Regions from separate parts of the Homo sapiens genome. Here all the other regions are linked to region 1. A link is a contact called in ENCODE Hi-C or POLR2A ChIA-PET data. All regions are on one chromosome and are shown on one strand. Each heading gives the region's core, a stretch centred on a gene start or an enhancer-like site at or near the end of the contact. The rest is flanking DNA. Distances are from core to core; before and after follow the strand shown.

Region 1 (3,578 bases), core at 733-3,232:
TCTATGTCCTGAACCTGAAGATCAAGTCAGTATCAGCTGCCATCTTCCTCTTGGAATAGACTGGTAAGGCCTTGTTCACAGCCCATACGTCACATTTTTATTGAAAGCCTCTTCTGTGCAATGTGCTGGGGATGCAGCAGTGAACAACTCAGTGGGCTCCTGGAAAAGCTTAAATTTTGTTTTAAATACTGAAAAGCTCCTTTTAAGTATTAGCGAAGAGACAGTCATGTTTCTTTGGTATCTAAATCTTGTTAAAAGAGAAAATTGTTTTGCATGATCGGTTTATATCATATTGTATTCTAGTTAAATAAAGCTAGCATTATATTGCAAGATTGCTGCAAACCATAATAAATAGGAGTGAAGTGGGTTTGTAGAAGGTAATATTTTACTAGTTCCAAATCTGAGAGGTTAAAGATTAATCTGCTCTTTTTCCAAATACAACTTAGGTTTTTGCTCTTGTTTTTTGAGACAGAGTCTCATTCTGTCCCAGACTGGTGAGCAGTGGCCCGATCTCGGCTCACTGCAACTTCTGCCTCTGAGGTTTAAGCAATTCTCATGCCTTAACCTCCCGAGCAGCTGGGACTACAGAAGTGCGCCACCACACTCGGCTAATTTTTGTATTTTTAGTAGAGATGGTGTTTCATCATATTGGCCAGGCTGGTCACGAACTCCTGGCCTCAAGTGATCCGTCCGCCTCAGCCTCTCAAAGTGCTGGGCTTACAGTCGTGAGCCACTGCGCCCTGCTACAAATTACTTTTAATAAAATGACCATGGCCAGGCTTACTTATTCTTCAATGCGGCTTGCCTGAAGCTCAAAAAATCATCTTAAAGAGCCTATAGAATCCCTGAATCCCTATCCGTAAACAGTAGTATATGGATTGCAAAACAAGCCTTCTGGATTCTTCATGGCTTTATGGGTGTTGTCTGCTGTTGCTGTTTTGAGAAAGAGTGTACCCATTTTTAATTCTGCTCAATATATTGGTGGGAAGTTTAGAGATTAATGTTATGCAAACCTAAGCTTGAGGCAGTAATACTCAAGGTGCGGACAATACAGAAGCAGTGTATGTACTGTTTTGTTTTTGTTTTTGAGACGCTCTATCACCCAGGCTGGAGTGCGGTGGCGCGATCTCGCCTCACTGCAACCTCTGCCTCCGGGTTCAAACGATTCTCCTGCCTCATCCTCCCAAGTAGCTGGGATTACAGGCGTCCACCACCACGCCCGGCTAATTTTTTGTATTTTTAGTAGAGACAGGGGTTTCGCCACGTTGGCCATACTGGTCTCGAATTCCTGACCTCAGGTGATCCGCCTGCCTCAGCCTCCCAAAGTGCTGGGATTACAGGCGTGACCCACCGCGCCCGGCCCAGTTTTTAAGAGCGTATTTAGCAGAATTAGTTTCATTATACAAACCACAGAAAGCTGGGTAAAACCTTAAATGTCAGGCATCTGAAAAAACAGCGGCTTTCATCTAAAGGCAACTCGGAATGGCGGGGAGAAGGAAGAGGCTGTCAAAATTGCTCATTAAAAGAAAACGTGAGATAAAGCTATGAACACGGGGCTGCAGATATCAGTAATTAGTGCAAGGCGTCTGCCTTTAATTCAGTCGTGAGGAGTAAAGTGCAAGGTTGTGCCTAGAAAGGGCACAGAAAAAGGTTTAACTAGGGGAGAGGGAGTGGGTTTGAGAGCCGGAACGAAGCGAGCTGGCGGTGGGCGTGCGGAGTGGCAGCAACGCGAGAGGGAACGCGCTGGGGCTAGCGCGGAGGCCCAGAGCCCAGGCGGGGGAAAAGGTGCCGACCGGCTTCGAAGGGAGGCGACGGCCGAGACACACGGTCCGGCGCGAGCCAGGCGCCCCGCGACGTGCAATTTTATTTTGCAAAAGGTGCACCCAACGCCAGTCCCGGTAGAGTTGAACCCACCACGAGAGGGAGAGGGGGCGGGAGCGGGGGGCCGAGCGGCCGCGGGCTCCTCCCCCGGCGCCTCCGCTATCTGGGTCAGGACGCGACGGCCGCGGCGCGGGACCTTAGGACCCGCGGGCTCCAGGGCTACTGTCCGTCCGCCACTGCGCGCCAGCAGGTCCTGGTCTCCGCTCTCCAACAGCTGAAAGGCCGGCGCAGTGAACACAGGTGCGTGCGCAGTCTGGGAGGGGGCTGCTCAGCCGCTGGGGGCCGGACCGCGCCGGGGACTTGCGGAGGGAAGCGGAAATACTTGCGGTGGGGGCGACTGCACTTCCGGGTCGGTGTGTCCCTGGCGAAGCTTGAGCCTGCTAGCCAGCGGTGCTCTGCGTTCCCGGGGCTGGAGCAGCGGCCCATAGTGGCTTCCCGGGTTCATCCCTCGCTGACCCTGCGCCACGGAAGCCCTAGCCCCGGAGGTCGCTGGTATTTCCTCGCACGCGGACCCTTCTGGGGTGCGTGGGGAACAGGCAGTTTGCTGCCTCGGCCCGGCTGGTCCCTGCAAACCCCAAAGAATTTCAACAGAGACACTTGCTGGGCTCTCGCTCGGCTTTCAGCCTTGCGCAAACATTTTGTTTTTGTTTGTGTGGGGTTTTTTTTGCTCTCAGACTCCGTCTGTGCCTATTTCACACAAAAACGAAGGCCGGATTATCAGTGCTGCCAACATAGGGGAATGAGGCAAACACTTGGGAGCCCTAAATTTAAAATAAATTATAAAATACAAAAAAACCATGAAAACCTGATGAAATGAACAATAGAATTCACTTCGAAAGTACCAGGTTTTCCAGGACGCTGTAGGAAATCTGATCACTAGTTCAAGGTCTCAGTGCAATTCTCTTAGGAAACTTAAACCTCGGGCTTTTTTGTAATGTCTCTTTATCCTTGCAAAATTTGTCATACCTTCCCCGAGTTTATTAGAGTTATGCATTTTATATTTTTCTCCTCTAAGGGTCTGCTGATGAAGTTAATGAATATCTGTGCTAGATTTATGGTGAAAGCATTATAATTAATTTAGTAAAGCATAATTTCTACATCAAAAAATTAATTTTAAATAAAACTAGAACATGGAAATGAAATGTTTCTTCAGACATTTCTTCAGAAAACATTTCATATTCTATTTTCTTTAGAGTCAACATTTTGATGTCATTTTAGAATACTTGATTCTCATCTCAACCTTTAATATTACACAATAATACACATTAATTAAGTGCCATAATCTATATTAAAATGTCATTTTCCATTGTTATTTACTAGCACCTTACAAATTGAAACGTAACATAATACTTTGTATCTGATTATTAAAATATTAGAGTTTTAAAATCTGTTTGGTAAAGTTTTTAATTACTATATTTTTTTATACTACAAGTGTATACTATTAACATAATTAGAAGTATGAAAGCTAACAAGGCTGGAGGCAGTGGCCCATGCTGCTTATCCCAGCACTTTGAGAGGTGGAGGCAGGATTGCTTGGGCCCAGGAGTTCGGGACCAGCCTAGCAACATAGGGAGACTCACTCTCTACAAGTAATGTAAAAATTAGCCGGGCGTGGTTGCCCACGCTTGTGGTCCTAGCTACTAGGGAGGCTGAGGCAGGAGGATGACTTGAGCCCAAGTGGTCGAGGCTACAGTGAG
Region 2 (3,578 bases), core at 590-3,089, 250 kb after region 1:
ATCCCAGGGTACCACCGCCAGTGCTGGCCAGAGCAGGCTCTGAGAGGCTAACACAGGCCACAGAGCCTAGGGCCTTGTTTTGGAGGGTGAGGTGAGGCTTAAAGCTGGTAGGATAGGCGCCCTCTGAGATTCGCCATCTGAGAAGTCAGTCAGTTCTTTATTAAACCATTCTAAACAACAGAAAGTGCAGTGGGTGGGCAAGATTCCACTGCTGAATTCTTCAGCAGGCCCTGCAAATGAATGACATGGTGTCAATGGGAGGGAAAGTGAAGCAATAAACACAGATGGTGTTTGTGCAATCTCATCTGGGTCAAGGAAATCACCTCATCACTCTTCTTTGATGGGCAGATTCCTATCTCTTAGTTTACCATTTTCCTTACTAATTCCCTCAGCTCCATCCAATGTGCATTCTTGTGTCAAATTGCATGTTCATGAGTATATTACATGTTCCTGTTGTGAGTATGCAGGGGTTACCATGGGATGACCCCTGTGCTATGAACTTGGAACCTCAAGAAATTAGATTGCCTTTTAAGAATGAATCAGAGAAGAAATACAGGAAACCACTTTAAATAACAAATGTGTTCCTAGGATAGCAAGATTTGACTGGACCCTGACTGACGAGATTACTATACCTAAAGAAAGAACGCATTCGTGAGAAGGAGAGTTCTGCTCAGTTATGAACAAAGCAACTGCATTCAATAAATATTTGTTGAGTACCTACTGTGTTCCAGCAGAGAGCTCGCATTCTAGCTGGGGAGACAGAAAACAAATAAGTGCATTTATAATTGGATGTCTGCTTGTGATATGTGTGTATCCCAGGCAGAGGGTCCACAGAACAAACAACAGCATCTAGTGTGGCTCGGAGATGTGCTCACTCAAGTTCTATGCCAGATTTGAGAAGCCTGCTTGACTCTAACATCCCAAATCTGCATTTCCAGCACTTGGGTGACATTTTGACCTACCTAATAGCTCTCGGGTTGATTTCTCCTGTGTGACTTTCATGAAGACATACATAGAGGAAAAAAAGCACATATCAAAAGTACTCAGGTCAATGAATTTTCCAAAGTGAGCACACCTATGTAGCCAGCACCCCAAATCCCTCCTTATAGCCCCTTTTACCACCCTTACCACTGAAATGTAACCACTATCCTGAGACCAGCACCATAGGTTTGTTTTGCCTTTTTCTGAACTTTATATAGATGGAAATATACAGTTCATACTCAATACATGCTGCATAGATTCTTTGATTCAATATTACATCTGTGGGATATATTCATGTTGTTGTTTGTATTGGTGTTTTGTTCTTTTTTCATTGTCAGATTTCATGGTATCACTACATCACAGTGTATTTTATTTAAATGGACATCAGGGTTATTTCCACTATGCCACTATTCTTTTAACAAACTATTTTTCTGCAGGAATCTGTTAGAAGTGGCTTCTGATGTTTGCAACTAAGAATCCTGCCTGATCCACATTTGTTTTAATTCTAAATTTGTATTGGGTTACCTAGGTTTTGTATTGATTAAGAAATCAAGTGAAAATTTCGGGGTTTTTGTAGAAATTCTTCTTTTTAAACTACGCTTTTGAAGACATAGACATATTTTTCATGAGCTATTTGCCAACGAAGATCTGCTTACTCTGTTTCAACAGTGAAGCCTAATGATAAAAAATAACATTCCATGTAGATAAAAGCTGTGACTTCCCAGCTTAAATACAGCACTTTCTGGAACTACAGCTATAACTTGTGTTCTCTTAGGTTGCTAAACAAGTTGGTTAGGAGCTTTTCTCCTCAGGGTTCAACCACATGACTGCTTCTGGGCAGTTCGAGTGGTTTTCATCCTCATTGCACAATAGCAGAGGTTTTGAGGTTGTGTTTTTCTCCACATTGCCCATTTCCCTGGCGGCCACTCTCAGGAGCTGTGAAGAGCTCAATTTAAAGACAGTCATATCAGTTATTCATCAATTACTGGGATCTTTTCATTTTTTAAGCATATCATATCAACACCCCTTTTGTAGGACTATAGCCTGTCTGAGCGGGGCTGTAGGAGAGAAGGGTATACCTCTCTGTCATTACATCATTTTCTTCTTTGTCCGGGCCATATCAATTGCCAATGCCTCATTCAAGGCCTGACTTTTGAGCAATGAGATGGACCAGCCAGCAGTCATTCCTCTCAGTGACTCAAGGAGACTGACATTTGTAATAACAAGGAGTTACTGAGCACTTGGTATGTATGCCAAGATTCTTAGTATGGACACCAGGGATCTGCAGAGCAAGCATGTCCATTTCATTAAAACCAATCTCTCCACTCGTGCTCTGGATACCATCCCCTTGTCCTTCCCAAAGACTTTCCTCCTGCAATAAACCCTTCTCTCCCTAACATGATCAATTTCTCTCTCCCTCCTGGATCATTTCCATGAGAAGGCAGATGTGTTCTGGTGCCTACTTTCCAAAAAAAAACATTCTCTCACATCATTGCTCCCTCCAGACACAATCCTATTTCTCAACTCTTTCACAGCATGCCTTCCTGCAAAGAATTGTCTGTAGTCACTGCTCCACTTCCTCACCTCCTTTTCTTAGCTCAGCCAACTCTGGTTAACTTCCTTCTCTCCATGCCCCTGAATCTGTTCATTTCAAGGTCATGAATAACCTCTTTTGCCAAACGCAGTGGCCACCACTGTGTCTTCATCTTATTCAACTTTCGAAAATATTTGACATAGTTGATCACTTCCTCATTCTTAAAGCTGTCTCCTCTCCCAGTTTCCATGACACCACTTTCTCCCCTTTTCCTCTGACCTCACTGGCTGCATTGTCTCAGGCCTTTTTGCTCGTTTCTCTTTCTCTGATCTCTCCTGGAATGACTCCAGGCTCTGTCCCAGATCTTCTTGTACTGTCCATCTATAAGCTCTTTGTAAGTGACTCATTCAGTCTCATGTCTCTAAATACCATCTACATACCGATGGCTCTCAAAATTAAAATTTCTGATCTTGATTTATCTGACCTATCCCCTAAGGTCAAGTTCTTATATCCTACTGACTTCTCTATATCACTACATGGGTGTCTAAGAAGTTTCTCAAATGTAGTATAGACAAAGGTCTTGGTTTCCCAATGTCCATCTTTGCCTCTCTCTGTTCTCCCTAGTAAACAGCAGCAATTTTCACCCATTGAAGGCAAACATTTAGAAGTCATCCTTAAGTTCTCTCTCCCTCACTTTCCCAAACGAATCATCGGCAAGTCCCGTTGGCAACAGTTTCATGTCAAGAGTTAATTTTAAGAATCTTTTATTCAATTTAAACTGACAATTTTTAAAAGTTTGGAAAGTGGGAGAGAAAACACCCATGTTTTCTCATAATCTTCATAATTATCATTTTAATAGCACATGCTGTATCATTGAGTAGACATATCCTAATTTACTTTACAGTCCCCCTAATGTTGTATCTTTGGAGTCTTCTCACATTTTATTTCTATAAACAATTTTCAATGAATGTCTGCATGCCTATATAGATGTTTTATTTTTGTTTTTAAAGTAGAGAAGCTGATTTTTGCTGTTGTTTTTGTTGCTGTATAAAAGATCACTGAG
Region 3 (3,578 bases), core at 753-3,252, 210 kb before region 1:
AATCAACGCATTAAAATATTTTAAGATAAATTCTGCTGAAGAAAACTAAGAATGGTGCTGTCCAGGTAATAGAGTTAAAACAAATCTTCACTAATTTTTGTTTCACAGGATAGTGAAACAAAAATTATTTTATTTAGTTTTTTAACCACGGTTTAATGTATATATATTTTTCAGCCTCCAATTTTGTTTCCTTTACTGTAGTATTTCTCGGCTTTTCCTTCTAGAATGGTTGAAAAATTTGTGATGGAGTCTATGAAGAAATAGATTTCAAAAACCAGGGAAAATTTTAGATTGGCGAATGGTTCTGCTTGGAAATACATCTTCTACTGAGGTTGGAGGCTGATGAGGAAAAGTAAAAACAATGAGGGAGGTAAAGCAAGAAAAGAAACAATACACTACAGATAAGCAATGAACAATTTTGTTTCCTGGGGGAAATGCAGAATTTTCTGTTTTCTAGAGATGTGGCCAACTGGGAATAACACCTTCCTTGTCTTCCAAGCCACAGATGTGGGCTTTTCCAGTCCTAACTTGGAGAAAAAAAATTAGGTTGAAGATATATACACAAAATTCATACTCTGGGTTTCCCACCAAAACATGGAACAGAAATGGAAGACAACAAGGTAAAGAGCATTGGCTCTGGAGTCATCCAAACCCGCGTTGACTACCCGTTATAAACAGTGTTTTGTCCTTCAAAATTCCTCGGGCTTCCGTTTCCTCATTTGTAAAATGAAATGACTTTGCAGGGCTACGGTGAGAAAATACATATGTGTGGGAAGATAGCCTATCAATGTAAGTGTATAAATATCTCTAAAAAATCTCTCTATATACAGATAGCAGTATTTATCTCCATATCTGTATTTATATCACATAGTCAGCACTCAATGGCTAGATGCATTGGTTATTATTGTTGTCTCGAGGTAAGATAGGCTTAGAGTTTTAGTGGTAGGCTGAGTAATGATCCCCCAAAGATGTTCGCATCCTAAAGCTTGGAACCTATGAATCTTGCCATATGTGACAAAAGAGGGTCTGCAGATGTGATCAAGTTGAAGATCTTGAGATGGGGAGATTACACTGAATAATCTGAGTAGATTCGATGCAAACCCAAGGGTCCTCATAAGTAGGATGCAGGAGTCAGAGTCAGACAGGAGGAGGCGTGATGACAGAAGAGAGGGACAGAGAGAAAGAGATTTGCGGATGGTGACTCTGAAGATGGAGGAGGGGGCCATGAACCTGTTGGAGCTTCCCCCACAACAACTTCTCTCTGGGGGTTCATCTGTTGAGAGTCACAATCGCAATCTTATAGGAGCTGGAGCTTTGCAGGGAGACCCTGAAGACACCCAGAGGGAGGCTCCCCAGTGCTGTCTTTGGAGACTTGCAGGCAGGTGCCTTGTCCTCTCTATCACCAGCAAGTAAACTGCAACTGGCCCTGCACCTCCTTTTGAGATGACTTGGGATTTGATGGGAGCTCAGGGAGCCAAGGAAGGCAAAGAGAAGCAGGAGCCCCGCCACACACATTGCAAGTGGTGGATTGCTGGCTGTGGTTTTCCTGGAAGGCTCTTAAATGGCTTTCAGGACATTCTTTGTTGGGGCCCTACATTCTTTAGCAGGGCTATCATGACTTAAGGGGTGTGGCCAGCAAGCCACATCCTCAGGGTGTTTTGTGGGCTGCTCTGCAGTGTGGCATAGGGACCCTGGCTTGAGAGACCTGCTGCTCTTTAAATCTATTACTCAGGAAGTGTTTGGCCTTTTTCTGCTTATTCTGGTGAAAACATATCTCCAGTTTCCCACTGTGAAAAAGACTTTGTCCTAAAGTTTTGGGGAACTGTTATTTAGAGTCCTTACACCTGCTAAGATATCTCCCCAAGTCCCAAAGGCCAAAAATAAAAGGCAACTTTCTACCCCAAGCCACCATAGTGGCTGCACTATGGTCAGACAAGTGGTCATCATCCTGGTCTGTAACATCTTGCTCACTCCTCTGTGCTCCCATATACAGTCATAGTGTATAGCTGCATTAAAGCACTTGTTTCAACATTTTGAAATTGTGCTTTCCCCATCACTTAGAATCCATGCATTCTTCAGTGCTGGGATCACATCTTATAGAGCTTGGTATTCCCAGATATTAGTATGGTGCTTGTCACGTAAGTTATTAATAAATGTTTCTTAGATGAGCAAACTTTACCTCTGTGGTAATTTGTGTAGCTGCTATCCACTCGATGTAGTTGCTTTTCAAAAAACTGAGGTATAATTTACATACAATCTACCAGAAAGTGTTAAGTATTCAGTTCAATTATTTTGACAGTTGAATATATCATGACAATTGACTACACCAAAACAAGAGGCAACCACTGTTTATGTCTTTTTTTAACCAGAGATTAATTTTGCCTAGTTTTGGACTTTATAGAATTGGTTTATATATTATACACATTTTGTGCAGCTTCTTTCACTTAGCATAACTGGAAGTCTCAAGTTTTATTCATACTGTTACATCATCAGTAATTTTTTTCTTTTTCCTTTTTTTTTTTTTTTTGAGATGGAGTTTCGCTCTTGTTGCCCAGGCTGGAGTGCAGTGGTGCAATCTCGGCTCACCACAACCTCTGCCTCCTGGGTTCAAGTGATTCTCCTGCCTCAGCCTCCCAAGTAGCTGGGATTACAGGCATGCACCACCACGCCCAGCTAATTTTGTATTTTTAGTAGAGATGGGGTTTCACCATGTTGGTCAGGCTGGTCTTGAACTCCCGACCTCAGGTGATCGGCCCGCCTTCGCCTCCCAAAATGCTGGGATTACAGGCGTGAGCCACTGTGCCTGGCCAGTAATTTTTTCTTTTTCTTTTTGACTAATATATATCTATTGACTAATACATATCTATTTCTTTTTGACTAATATTCAATTTATGAATATGCCAGAGTATGTTCATCCACCCTCATATTGATGAACATTTGGGTTGTTTCCAGTTTGGGCTGTTATGGAAAAGCTTCTTTGAGTATTCTTGTACAGTTCTTCTTGTGGACATATGTTTTCATTTCTTTTGAGAGATATTGAGGGTGGAATTGCTGGTTGTAGGATACATGAAGAAGTTAACTTTATAAAAATCTGACAAACTATTTTCCTAAGTGGCCGTACCATTTGCATTCCTACCAACAGTGTTTGAGAGTTCCATTTCTCCACATCCACATCAACTTTTGGTATTGTCTTATCTTTACATCTGAGCCATTTTAATAGGTGCAAAATGGCATCTCATGGTGGTTTTAATTTCCATATCAGTGATGATTAATGATGTGGAAAACACTTTCATGTGCCTATTCCTTGTTCTTATACTGTAGTACCCACTAATCCCTGGGGGATTCATTCTAAGAACCCCAGTGGCCGCCTGGAACCAAGTATATTACTGAACTCTGTATGTACTATTTTTTAAAAATCTGATAACTAAGGCAGCTACTGACTAAGGGGTGGGTAGCACAGACTGTGGATATGCTGGACAAAGGGATGATTCAGCTCCCTGGTGGAACAGAGCAGGATGGCTCAAGATTTCATCACGCTACTCAGAATAGTGGACGATTTTAAACCACAAATTGTTTAT
Region 4 (3,578 bases), core at 472-2,971, 210 kb after region 1:
TTATGGTGGGGGAGCACTCAGTTGCTAGGGCCAGAAACCCACTCAGAGTAACTTAAGTAAATGGGGATTACTTGCACAGTGATAACGGAATACTGTGAAACCCAGTTTGAAGAATTGCACCTGGATCACTGAAGGGCTAGAGTCTGGAGCTGCCCTTCCTCCTCCCTTTCTCTCAGTTATCTTTGTCTCTGCTCCATCCTCCCCCTTCGTCAAGCATACTCTGTTACCACATGACCTTAAATGACTGTCTAACTCAGTCCTTGAGCCCACAGAATCTTGTGAGTCTAGCACTCACAGATAAAAAAACACCCTCAGGCTTTCTGTGTCCCAACTCCAAGTTCTAGATAAAGATGTCTGATTGGTTAAAGTGGGTCATGTTTAAAGTGGGTCTACTCCCAATTCAGTTATTGGTGGCCAGGGCCATGAGCCACATGGTTGCCCCTTGGGGCAGTGGGCAAGGTAAAGTTCACAAGATGTGGTGGGGAGGAAATGACCACTGTAACTCTGTGGTCCAGTTCCCACACCCATATTGTGATTTTTGCTCCCCTTCAAGTTTGCCCTTGATGTTGTCTGTAACTGAATTCTGTTTTCTCCCATGGTTAGATTTATACCAGATCCAGGACCTTTTAGGGAGGGCTGTGGTCCTGTCCCCTTGGGGAGGCTCTGATCTAAGACTGCTCCCTCATGGAAATTAAGGAGAAGGGGAAAGCCTAGGCTACAGATGGAGAAGGATGAGTCATTCCAGCAGCCATGGCCAAGGGAACTCCTGGAGACGTAGGGACTGTTTATGTGGCCACTCACCATCATGCAGGCCCCCAATGGGGGTGAGGCAAGGAAGGACATAGAAAGACTGCTCAAGTGCATTTCTGGTTTTGCTTCCTACCGCAAACGACTCTTGTCATATGACTGGGGGAGTGTGGTGGTGGCAATAAGCAGAAAAATTTGAGTCTAAGAGTTGCTTTCTGAATTCTATTAGGGTCAATGTAGTCTAAAGAAGTTGACTTTTGAGGAAATAAATCTTTTCTGTTTTCTGCAGCCAGACTAAGGATTTAGTGGTGAATGGTAGGTGGGAACATAGTGGGACTCTGACTGCTCATACGGCCTCTGTGAGGCTCAATTCTTTTATCTCTAAAAGAGAGAACTGTCTACCTGGTAAGAGAAGATCTTTTGGGAGCCCACTAAACTCTAACATAATGTTATTATACAGTAAGTTCTCACTTAATGTCATCGACAGTTTCTTGGAAACTATAGCTTTAAGCAAAATGACATGTAACAAAAGCGTTTTTTTCTCATCAACGTTATAACAAAACGTTAAAGGAAGTGACATTATTTATGAACCTGCTGCATGTTGTTTTGCTTAAAGTTACAGATTCCAAGAACCTATCGATGACATTAAGTGAGGACTTACTGTACTAGTATCATTTATAACTTATAAAAATGACTTAATTAATATACCACAAAATATGCAGCTTTCATGTTAGAGACCAGATAAATATGAATATTTTGTTAAAATGTCTCTCTTCTCTACTTTACCAGTCTTCACCAACCTCCTCCCTCCAGAATATTCCTCAAGAATATAAAATGCCTCATCAACATGAGACAACAGCAGGAAGCACCCATTCGTAGTAATCCTCTGTATGGAGGAGGCTGTTACATAACCACAAAGGCACAAAGCTGCAGTTTTGAGAACATCTTCCCACGCCAGTTCTAAGCATTGACTTCAACTATGGTTGCTAACACAAGAATCGGCACTGGTGACTTTTGAGCCATCAATCATCCTTTCCTAACACATGAATCTTTTGGAAAAGTATGTGAGATTGGAGATTACCTGTGATGGTTTGGATTTAGATTTTGCCTCCAGGTTTAGGCAATGGTAAATAGGCAGGAGTTTAATAGGAACTAAGGTTATTTGATAATTCCTGGGCCACTGCAAATAGAAAGTGTTGGCAATTTTGTCTTTTGGGCTGCCTCTGATTGAAGGCACAGGCCTGTTTCATGAAGTTCTGAAACATGAACCGGCTGTATCTGCGTCAAAGTCAGTGGTAACCAGGTTAATAGCACTGACAACCATGTTCTTTTTACAGGAAACACAAACGTGAATCACTTGTTCTTACTTTTCTTTTACAGTGGTCTCAAATAGTCAAGACCCCCTGCTGGGAGGAGCTTCTATCCTGCTCTGTGGAAGAAATGGGCATGCCAGATGCCTGGAAGATCAGAGGCTCACATTCCAGGTGGGTCACCCTGGTTCTTCTCATCAGAATCAACTAGAGAGATGGGCTCCCTCTCCATCCCTACCCACGGGCATTGGTCAGGCTGAAAGCAAAGAAAGACAATCCATTGCCCCCAGGAGAACTGGTCTTACTCTAAATCAGTGGCCTGCAAACTGTTTATGTGGATGTCCGGATAGTACATTTTTTGCCTGTGTGGGCCTTCCAGTCTGTCTTAGTTACTCAACTCTGTGATTTTTGAGCAACCATTAGACAGTATGTAAATGAATGAGCATGGCCCCATCTGGCCCTCCACCCACAGGCCATAGTTTGCTGACTCCTGCAAGAGTAAAACCCTTTATGAACTAGAGAGTTCCAGGCTTGAACATGGGTCCAGAAAATATGGGAAGGCAAACCTCACACATTTGTGGTTGTGTGCCTCCTAAGTGCTTTGTGTCACTGTTGGCTTCCAATTCCTAGGAAGGGCCTTGGGCACCAACCGTATGTTGACCCAGGGAGAAAAGGACTTTTGGGAGTGAGAGTCAGAGAATGGGTACCACGTACCCTTCAGATCCCTCAGCTTTCAGATTGACACAGCAACAGATCATAGTCTCCTAAATTCTCTGGCTTAAAGCATGGAGCCACACTTATCCTGCCAGGCTGGGTCCCCAGTTCTTAGATGAGGCTAGCAGTAGCCATGAGGAGTGGGCATGTGGCTAGTACAAGAGAAGGAATGCTAGGTGGCACTTGGTCAGCAACTTTCCAATATCATGTTTCTTAATTGTATCACCAAATGTGTATTATCGTCCTGTCTTTTTTTTTTTTTAATTATTATACTTTAAGTTTTAGGGTACATGTGCACAACATGCAGGTTTGTTACATATATACACATGTGCCATGTTGGTGTGCTGTACCCATTAACTCGTCACTTAGCATTAGGTATATATCCTAATGCTATCCCTCCCCCCTCCCCACACCCCACAACAGTCCCCGGTGTGTGATGTTCCCCTTCCTGTGTCCATGTGTTCTCATTGTTCAATTCCCACCTATGAGTGAGAACATGGGGTGTTCGGTTTTCTGTCCTTGCAATAGTTTGCTGAGAATGATGGTTTCCAGTTTCATCCATGTCCCTACAAAGGACATGAACTCATTATTTTTTAGGGCTGCATAGTATTCCATGGTGTATATGTGCCACATTTTCTTAATCCAGTCTATCATTGTTGGACATTTAGGTTGGTTCTAAGTCTTTGCTATTGTGAATAGTGCCACTATAAACATACGTGTGCATGTGTCTTTAAAGCAGCATGACTTATAATCTTTGGCTATATACCCAGTAATGGGTCAAATGGCTGGGTCAAATGGTATTTCTAG

The links. A loop is a pair of places that touch in the nucleus more often than their neighbours do. ChIA-PET counts read pairs that join two places held with the same protein, here RNA polymerase II (POLR2A). Pooled maps may share reads with other maps.
Region 2: a map of endothelial cell of hepatic sinusoid shows a loop between it and region 1 (5-fold over the local background). The contact joins the enhancer-like site here to the promoter of RMDN2 in region 1. A Hi-C loop is called at or near these places in 1 of 168 maps with a recorded cell type or tissue (endothelial cell of hepatic sinusoid), 9 of 37 single-sample maps with no recorded cell type and 5 of 50 pooled maps. POLR2A ChIA-PET finds 5 or more read pairs at or near these places in 1 of 52 experiments (activated naive CD4-positive, alpha-beta T cell).
Region 3: a pooled map shows a loop between it and region 1 (2.3-fold over the local background). The contact joins the enhancer-like site here to the promoter of RMDN2 in region 1. A Hi-C loop is called at or near these places in 1 of 37 single-sample maps with no recorded cell type and 1 of 50 pooled maps. POLR2A ChIA-PET finds 5 or more read pairs at or near these places in 1 of 52 experiments (activated CD4-positive, alpha-beta T cell).
Region 4: a pooled map shows a loop between it and region 1 (2.1-fold over the local background). The contact joins the promoter of CYP1B1-AS1 here to the promoter of RMDN2 in region 1. A Hi-C loop is called at or near these places in 2 of 37 single-sample maps with no recorded cell type and 4 of 50 pooled maps. POLR2A ChIA-PET finds 5 or more read pairs at or near these places in 1 of 52 experiments (PC-9).

Annotation. Positions count from the first base shown.
Region 1 is chr2:37,923,305-37,926,882 of GRCh38, forward strand. It overlaps RMDN2 (regulator of microtubule dynamics 2), which reads left to right and starts at 1,983. Exons shown (of 11, transcript NM_001170791.3): 1 at 1,983-2,121. RefSeq lists a silencer at 1,798-2,037.
Region 2 is chr2:38,176,503-38,180,080 of GRCh38, forward strand. The region is part of intron 2 of CYP1B1-AS1 (CYP1B1 antisense RNA 1); the gene reads left to right. Among named protein-coding and RNA genes, the nearest start is that of CYP1B1-AS1, 47 kb to the left of the region's middle. Within about 2 kb of position 1,840, at least 16 of the 41 ENCODE cell types and tissues checked have a DNase peak (open chromatin) inside an H3K27ac peak, as active enhancers do.
Region 3 is chr2:37,709,994-37,713,571 of GRCh38, forward strand. No RefSeq gene overlaps it. Among named protein-coding and RNA genes, the nearest start is that of CDC42EP3, 40 kb to the left of the region's middle. Within about 2 kb of position 2,003, at least 3 of the 41 ENCODE cell types and tissues checked have a DNase peak (open chromatin) inside an H3K27ac peak, as active enhancers do.
Region 4 is chr2:38,129,384-38,132,961 of GRCh38, forward strand. CYP1B1-AS1 (CYP1B1 antisense RNA 1) reads left to right here and starts at 1,722. Exons shown (of 3, transcript NR_027252.1): 1 at 1,722-1,807; 2 at 2,128-2,231. All of the region lies in intron 2 of LOC107985871 (a long non-coding RNA gene), which reads right to left.